3 separate regions of the Homo sapiens genome follow, and regions 1 and 2 are each linked to region 3. The links are chromatin loops, found by intact Hi-C in ENCODE. Cell type or tissue: heart right ventricle. All regions are shown on one strand.

Region 1 (2,500 bases), 530 kb before region 3:
CATCAGTGAGTTAGGCCTTAGGTCACAAAGTGAAGTTTCTTTTTCAACTTGATTTCATAGTTGTCAAAAGAAAGCAACTAATTTTGACCAAATCAGGGAGGTGACTGAATTATCTGGTTTTAAATTTGATTTATGGTTCTGTCTGCTCTACTGAAACAAAATGGTGGTTGCATTTTCAAATGGGATTACCCTCTCTTAAATTTTAACAGCTTTTAGGGCAATTTGGTACATATGTGATACATATTCAGATGCTATAACAGGCATGTAATTGAGTGAAGTCTCTTATTTCTAGGAATGCTAGTTAACCTTAAATTGTTGTCTTTCATCCTACAGAACAATCCAAGGTTGTACTCCCCGAAGCCTAGTCAGGCTCTAATCAATGCATTCAAACTGATTTTAATAGTAGCCTCAGTAAAGCAATAGAAGATAAAACAACTGGGGGGAAATATCTTTAAAGTTATAAATAATAACACTTCTATTATACTTTTTGGACTGTCCATGCCAGTGTTAACATCTTAGGGCAGACAATTGGAGAATCTGACCCACATTCATACTATATTTCATAAGATCTATAAATAGCATTCTCTCTTAAATGCCTGGGAAGTGAAGTTATCAGTTCTTGTAAATGAACAACTCAAATGGGACTTTCAAATTTGGCATATTGACTTTTGAAGCAAAACAAGCTTATTATTTGAATTTCCCAAAGTATAGTTAAAAGCTCTAGAGTCACAATTCCAGCTTTGCTTCTGCCCAGCTCAGTGACCTCAGGTAAGTCAATTATTTATTCAATACCTTAGTTTCCTCATCTATCAAGCTGGTTGAAAATTAACCTGCTCTACTTAATGCATGAAGTTGGTGTAAGAATTAAATGAGATATGTACAGAAAATATTTTTTAAAAGACTGAAGTACTATCAAAAGCAAATGTTATTGTTGACTTTAGCCAGAAACACAAAGTATCCTGTATCTTGCAACAGGAACACATTCTTGGCTCTGATCTTTATTCACACCATCAAAAAATGTCACTTAGCCTGCTTATCTCCCTGTTGAACTCATTAGCTGAATTATTAATAGTTCCTCTGAAATTCAGGTAGTAACTTCTATTTTATTTTGCATTTTTACAGAACCTACCTATAAGACTGAAAATGCTAATTTTAAACAATAAACAATAAGCAAATCAGGCCACTTAAACACAGAACATATTGCTTCCCACACTCTGTATTAGGGGCTGCAAATATCAAGGAGACTGTGGTGAACTGAGAAGCGTAAGTCTAGTGTAAAGGGGGCAAATTCCGAGTCACCTTTAGTCAATTGCTATCATTAAAAAATTTAGGTCACCATAGCCAGATATTTTGATTTTTATGATTACAATTTAGACTTTTATGTAAAATATCTTGATTTTTAAATGTAGGGAACTGTTTCAATCAGGAAAATCTAGATTACGCTGTAGGGGCAAATCTTAGTGGTTTTAAACCACAAAGGTTTATTTTTCATTAATGCCAAGTGCCAACTAAAGGCTAACAGAGAGGTTCTGCTGATTAGTCTCTCAAGGCTCTAGGCTGACTGTACAGTCAGTATTCAGTGTTGCTGGCCACCACAACACAAGGAGAAGAGAGAGGTCAGGAAGGTCTTGCTATAGCAATTAACTGCTGACCCAGTAGTGACATAACACTTCTGCTCACAATGCAATGGCTAACCTAGTACATGGACCTACCCCCAAACAAAGGCAACAGGTATAGCTGGCTTAGCAAATAACACAATGATTATCACCATTATTAACTAAAAGAAATGTAAAGATTGGATAAAAGAAAGAGAGACAAAGAAGAAAGAAAGGAATGAAAGAGGGAGGGAGGGAAGAAGGGAAAGAAAGGAAGGCAGGCAGGAAGAAAGGAGGGAAAAAAGAAAGAAGGGGAAAGAAAGGAGGCAAAGCTGAAAAGCCACATACATTTTTGGGTTAAATTAAGCTAATGGGCTACCAGTTTGTGATATATACTCCATATCCTTTATTTAAGCCCTGCTCCCTCCACCTCAGAAAACTATCATTTGAATCATATGTTGATTATTCTCTTCCTTCTCTAATAGTCATATTGCATCTACAAATATTTCTAAAAAGTATTTACTTAGTTGTTTGACTTTATAAAAAGGGTTTTGTGCTGTACATCTGTTTTACTTAATATTACACTGTCAATAGTCATTCATATTGTCTATGTTTCAGCAGTCATTCATTTTGTTGTATAACATTTCATTGTGTGAATAAACCAGAGTCTATTGATCTTCTTCCACTGATAGACATTTAGGTTGGTTACAGGTTTTTGCTTTTGTAAATTTCAATAATGTGTCTCTTATTTTACATGTACAAGAATTTGCTTTGGATATTATCTAAGAACTACTGAGTCACAAAATATAACTTTAGAAGAAATGTGAAAATGCTTTCCAAAGTGTGCTCCCTCTAGTAATGTATAAGATCCTGTGGATGCACTTTCTCTTCAATACACGATACTG
Region 2 (2,500 bases), 870 kb before region 3:
GTCCTCCTGCCAGTCTTCCCTGTTTATCTCAGTTGGAATTTTTATGACCTATAAATTCCCAAATCACTCATGCCACTCATATGACATTGGACATTTCCTTATATTGTAGTTTTTGTACATACACTTAACTGGCATCTGATATTCTGAATGCCCAGCTATCTTTTTCTTTACTCTAGTAGGGTGATCCTTATTGTCAGGAAATTGATCCAAAGAAGTCCTAGAGAAAATATCTCTGCCAAGCAAGATATTTGACCAGCAAGCAATTCCAGATATTCTCTGCTGTCTGAAGCCCAGCAAATTTAACGTCATCATTTGCTTGCTAGCAATGGAAAAGCAATACCATTGAGTGTTTCATCTTTAGACTGAGGCATTGGTAAGTCTCAGGGTACCACCTTGAGCAATACTGATAGACTTCCAACTCTGAGGACACTCTGTCTTAAACAAAAATTGTTTATGTTTTCCGGGTCAGGGACTAATATCCATATGTCATCTCACTATCAGAATATCATCTTTGATTTTTCTTTCTTTATTACATTTCAGAGATTTATGACTATGTAGTACTGACAAGAAGAAGTACAAAACTGCTGCAGCCCCCACAAACAGGGCCCCATCTTTGCTAAGTTGTTAAAACAATTATCTGCTTTATTAAAAGTAATGTCTCATTTTAGTTAAGTGACAGGTGTTACAGATTGCTATTTTTGCTTTCAGCAGCCCCATAAAAGGAGTGTGAAAGAACAATAGAGCAAATGCCAGGATAGATCATGTAATCCTTGGAAGGATTTGGGAGGAAAAAAGTTAGGTTTTAAAATAGAGACTTGTCCATATGCTATGACTAGAAATATGTCTTTTCATTTGCTTTACTACTTAGGAAACTTTTTGCAAGTGATTTTTTCATTTTTCTCTCCTTCTCATACTGCAACCCAATACTTTGCCTCCTAGAGGAGGCATAAACAAATATTTTTCCAATACACAAAAATCATAACAGACTTGCATATTCTACCCAACAGGTGGCATTGCTGTTTTACAAATGGCTCTAGAACGAACACTGCAGCTAAGCCGTCAACGTTGGGTTTGGTTTTTGTTGTCTTTGTTTTCTTTTTAATCCCATCTATTTTTCGTAGAAGAGGGCAGATAGGAGAAGTACAAATATTCTTTTGAGAAGCCCTTTGGCTTTAAGAAGACATATATGGCTAATGAGTCATTTGGGAACATTAGTTCTGTAAGAAACATCTAACTTTTCCTTTTTGATCTCTCTGGATGAGTTGAGAAAGAATGGTTTGTTTTCTCTATTTCTGTCAGTGACCAATTCATACCAGTTGAATTTACAAATTAATTCACTAAATCATTTATGCATTTAGACAGTGGCAGTTGCAGAGTCTGGCTTTCATACTTACTGTACAAGGCTAGAAACATCAGGAGCTACAGAAGAAAAATAAGACCCTATCTTCTCCAAAATTTTTACCCTAATTGAGATAAAACATATATCTACTCCACTACCAATAATCCAGGCAACATGCTCTCATTTGGGGGCACTCATGGTTAAAAATGAAAGCTAATAGTCAGTGAGAAGGTACTGTATGCTAGACACTCTTCCAAGGCTTTATTTGATTCTCACTGCAATCCTATGGAGTAGGTACTATAATTATCCTCATTTTATCATTGAGAAATTTAAGACCTGAGGCCGAGTCATGGCAGAACTGAGATTTAAATCCAGACAGTGTGACTCCAGGTATAATAACAGCTGATACTTACTAAGTATTCATCATAAGCCAAGCAAGTGTTTATGTCCTTTGTACACATTAGGTTAATTAATTTTCATGCTAACATTTTAAACTAGGTATTAACCATTATCATTACATTATTTTCTTATAAGGGTTTAATTGCCTTTCCTAAAAAATATAAATGCATTTATCTCTCAATTCCTTAAAAATAAACTGAGATTTGTGTAAACATATATTGATTAACATCAGACAATGAAATTCCAGAACTCTAGTAATTTACTAAGTGTCATAAAAGTGTGCATTTTTTCCATAAGATACATCAGTTACATTTCAACAAGCATTTTAGTAGAAGTTTAAAAATATTTACTTATAATACTTTATTGCTTCCTCTTTGGAAAAAAAACTATATTTTCGGCTGTGAGAAGAGTTGCCAAATGACTAATTAGCGTCTCTGAAAGTTTGTCCATTTTGTTTCATCAATGTACCACAAAGCCTTTAAAATAGGAAAACATTTATTTAAAGTAAGAAATTACAGGTGCATGCACACACACACACACACACACACACACACAGCCCCCACTCAACTGATTAAAAAATAACAAATATTTTTCTATTCATAAAAAGACAAACAAAAAACATATAAACTTCAATAATTTATACCATTTCTTTGGTTGAAAGCAACCACAGAACGTTTTAGTTAAAAAAAAAATTCCTGAGGAAGGTGGGGTTGAGGAAGAACAGCAAAAAAAGTAAGAGAGAAATTTCGGCATGCTTTGATT
Region 3 (2,500 bases):
TAATTGTATCTCTCTGCTGTGTTCAAAGAAATTGCATTTAGTGTATAATTGATTTCATGATATTACTAGAATGGTCATTTTTACATTTGTTAATATATATGTTACATGTGTAGACAATTAAATCATTAACTCCTAACACAGTAAGCTAAACTTCTCAATTGAGTAATTCAGTGATACATTTAACATATGTGGTCTTTGGCTACAATGCTTATACAAAAGATATAGTAAGGAAACTGTGTTATAAAGGACATGAATTTGAAAAGGACAAGAAAAATTTATTTAGAGCACTGACTTTCACACTTGTTTTACCTCAATCCGTAGTAAGATATATTTTTCCTAAGGTTAAAAAGTATATTATTTTAAATATGTATTTTACAGTGTAGCCCAACCCTCACATGTGTATGTAATGTGTATATGTTTATATACATGTATATTCACATGTCAATATATGTCTATATATTACATATTATATTTGATATATATTTAAACATTTGTTTAATATATGTAATTAAACAAAAATGTTCACAAAACAGTATTTACCTTTTCTATTTGCAATGGACACTTTGTATTTTACTGTATTCCCTTTTTTATGCTAGTTATTAGCTACTCATTGATTTGATCTTCCTGGTTGGTTTGATGAAAGATAGTGAACTAGAGGAGGTGGTTAGACTTGTTTTCCTTCAAACCTTCAGAAATATCACTGTTTCTGATGGATTTTTTTAAGTTTTATTTTTAGTTGATTTTTAATGTGTTAAATAGTAGACAATCTAAATTATTTTAGATTATTTTTTGGCAAATAACTGGAGTGATTTACATGGAATTAAAATTTAAAGAAATTCAATGGCAGAAACCTTCTGTAAATCAAATATTTAAAGTATTTGGGGTACATTTTCTTCACTGTGGAGAAAAGAATTTAAAAGTATGCAGTAGACATGAATGGTCAGTTTGCTTTTTTCTTCAGAAATAAACTCACTGTTTGATATATGTTCAAGTTGACAGTTGACTGAATTAAAGAATTACCTATTTCATATATAGAAATTACTTATTTTTTAAGAGGTGTAGAAGCCTCTCTGTGGAGCTAATGCACATGGTAGAACTTAGCATAAGTGATTTTTATGCTGTTTCAACTAGAAATGCTATCAGCTTTTAAGCAGGTTTTCTTTATTATAATTTGGGGACCCCCACAACAGAAAAATCTTTTTTATATTTAATGATAGATTATTTTCACTAGAGTACAATGAGTTGTGAATCTTTCATGCTCTAATAAATCTATGCAATATGAACAGTTAATCTGCTTCTCAGTTTCCTGAAACATTTAACTAGTACATTGCGACCCCTGCTGTTGTGAGATTGGTGTTAATGACTGAATAACTTCACTCAAAGTTTACTTGGAAAACAAACTGAAAAAAATATATAAAATTAAGGTTCTGTGATTTGAATAATTAAAGGCAAAGGAGAAATTGTGTTATAGCTCAGCCCTTTTTCCATGGAAGGCTCTAAGGGAAACTGTAATTCAATAGAACCAAAAATTATTTTAATATTGTTTTGTCACATAAAGCATTTCATTTAAGAATTTTGATTTTAGCTTTTTCTATTAACACCAGAGACACAAAAAGGGATTTGTAAAGAATATTATAAATAATTATTTTAAATTTTCTATCTCATGCTGAAATTGTTTGAGTAGTTTTGATCTTTCCCTAAGAGTGCAGAAAATCTAAAATTTTAATTGGTTCCATGGAAAACCTTATATATGAATATTCCTTTGTTTTCCTTCTCTTAAATATTGCCAAATTTATTCGTTTCTTATTTTTTAATGTTATTTTCCTGAGATTTCATAAGGATACTAAATTTATTTCTGCTTAGTTCAGTATCAGTTATAAATCATTTCAGTTCTATCATTCCTATACTTTGACAGATAGTTTCTTATGTCTGGTAACTTAATGCTACCATCTGGGAGATCTATCATAGCCATTGGCTTCAGCAAATGTGATTATCTGCAAATTGAATTGGACTTACAAAACTTGGCTTTACTTAATTGTTAGATGCAGTCTTTTTGGGGATTTTTATAGTGTTACGTTTTTAAAAGTGTTTAAAGATTTTTTTGGCTTATCCAAGAATCAGATCTTCAAAAAAATTTTTTTCCTTGTCAAAACTTATTAAGCCATTTGACATTGATATGTCTCAAGGGTGCTTCCTTACGTCAGACTATCCTGGGTTGGAAGATGGCAAGGAAATTCCTTGTCATAGTGTATTCTTCAGTACCCTAGAATATGTACTGATAGTGTTTCAAAAGTAACTTGAAAAGTTAAATTTTCCTAGCTTTTTGTCTGATGCATCATGCATATATTTTGTTGCACCTCTCATTTGCTTTGGTTTAGAGATTTCATAAGCTGAGGATTGTTTGATATGCTTGAGGATGGTTTTAGCACAAGAGCAAGCATAAAATACGCAATTGAAATGTGTTCTTTGGAAGGGCCTTCATTCTTGGATAAAAGTTAAA

What was found. Hi-C counts contacts between places; a loop is a spot of excess contacts. Peaks named below come from ENCODE experiments on the same cell type or tissue, not always from the same donor. Only the 100,000 strongest peaks of a DNase experiment are listed, where the experiment ranks them.
Region 1: it touches region 3 in a loop (6-fold over the local background); 7 of 110 quality-filtered maps call a loop at or near these places.
Region 2: it touches region 3 in a loop (5-fold over the local background); 20 of 110 quality-filtered maps call a loop at or near these places.

Annotation. Positions count from the first base shown.
Region 1 is chr1:170,536,467-170,538,966 of GRCh38, reverse strand. All of the region lies in intron 1 of GORAB (golgin, RAB6 interacting), which reads right to left. Among named protein-coding and RNA genes, the nearest start is that of GORAB-AS1, 5.1 kb to the right of the region's middle. In heart right ventricle, no CTCF peak of the experiment used is centred here; no DNase peak of the experiment used is centred here; H3K27ac peaks cover 2,450 bases.
Region 2 is chr1:170,880,617-170,883,116 of GRCh38, reverse strand. It overlaps LOC124904455 (a long non-coding RNA gene), which reads right to left and starts at 189. Exons shown (of 2, transcript XR_007066730.1): 1 at 1-189. In heart right ventricle, a CTCF peak has its summit at 1,002 (motif pointing right); no DNase peak of the experiment used is centred here; H3K4me3 peaks cover 664 bases.
Region 3 is chr1:170,009,473-170,011,972 of GRCh38, reverse strand. The region is part of intron 10 of KIFAP3 (kinesin associated protein 3); the gene reads left to right. Among named protein-coding and RNA genes, the nearest start is that of KIFAP3, 64 kb to the left of the region's middle. In heart right ventricle, a CTCF peak has its summit at 1,353 (motif pointing left); a DNase peak (open chromatin) is centred at 1,335.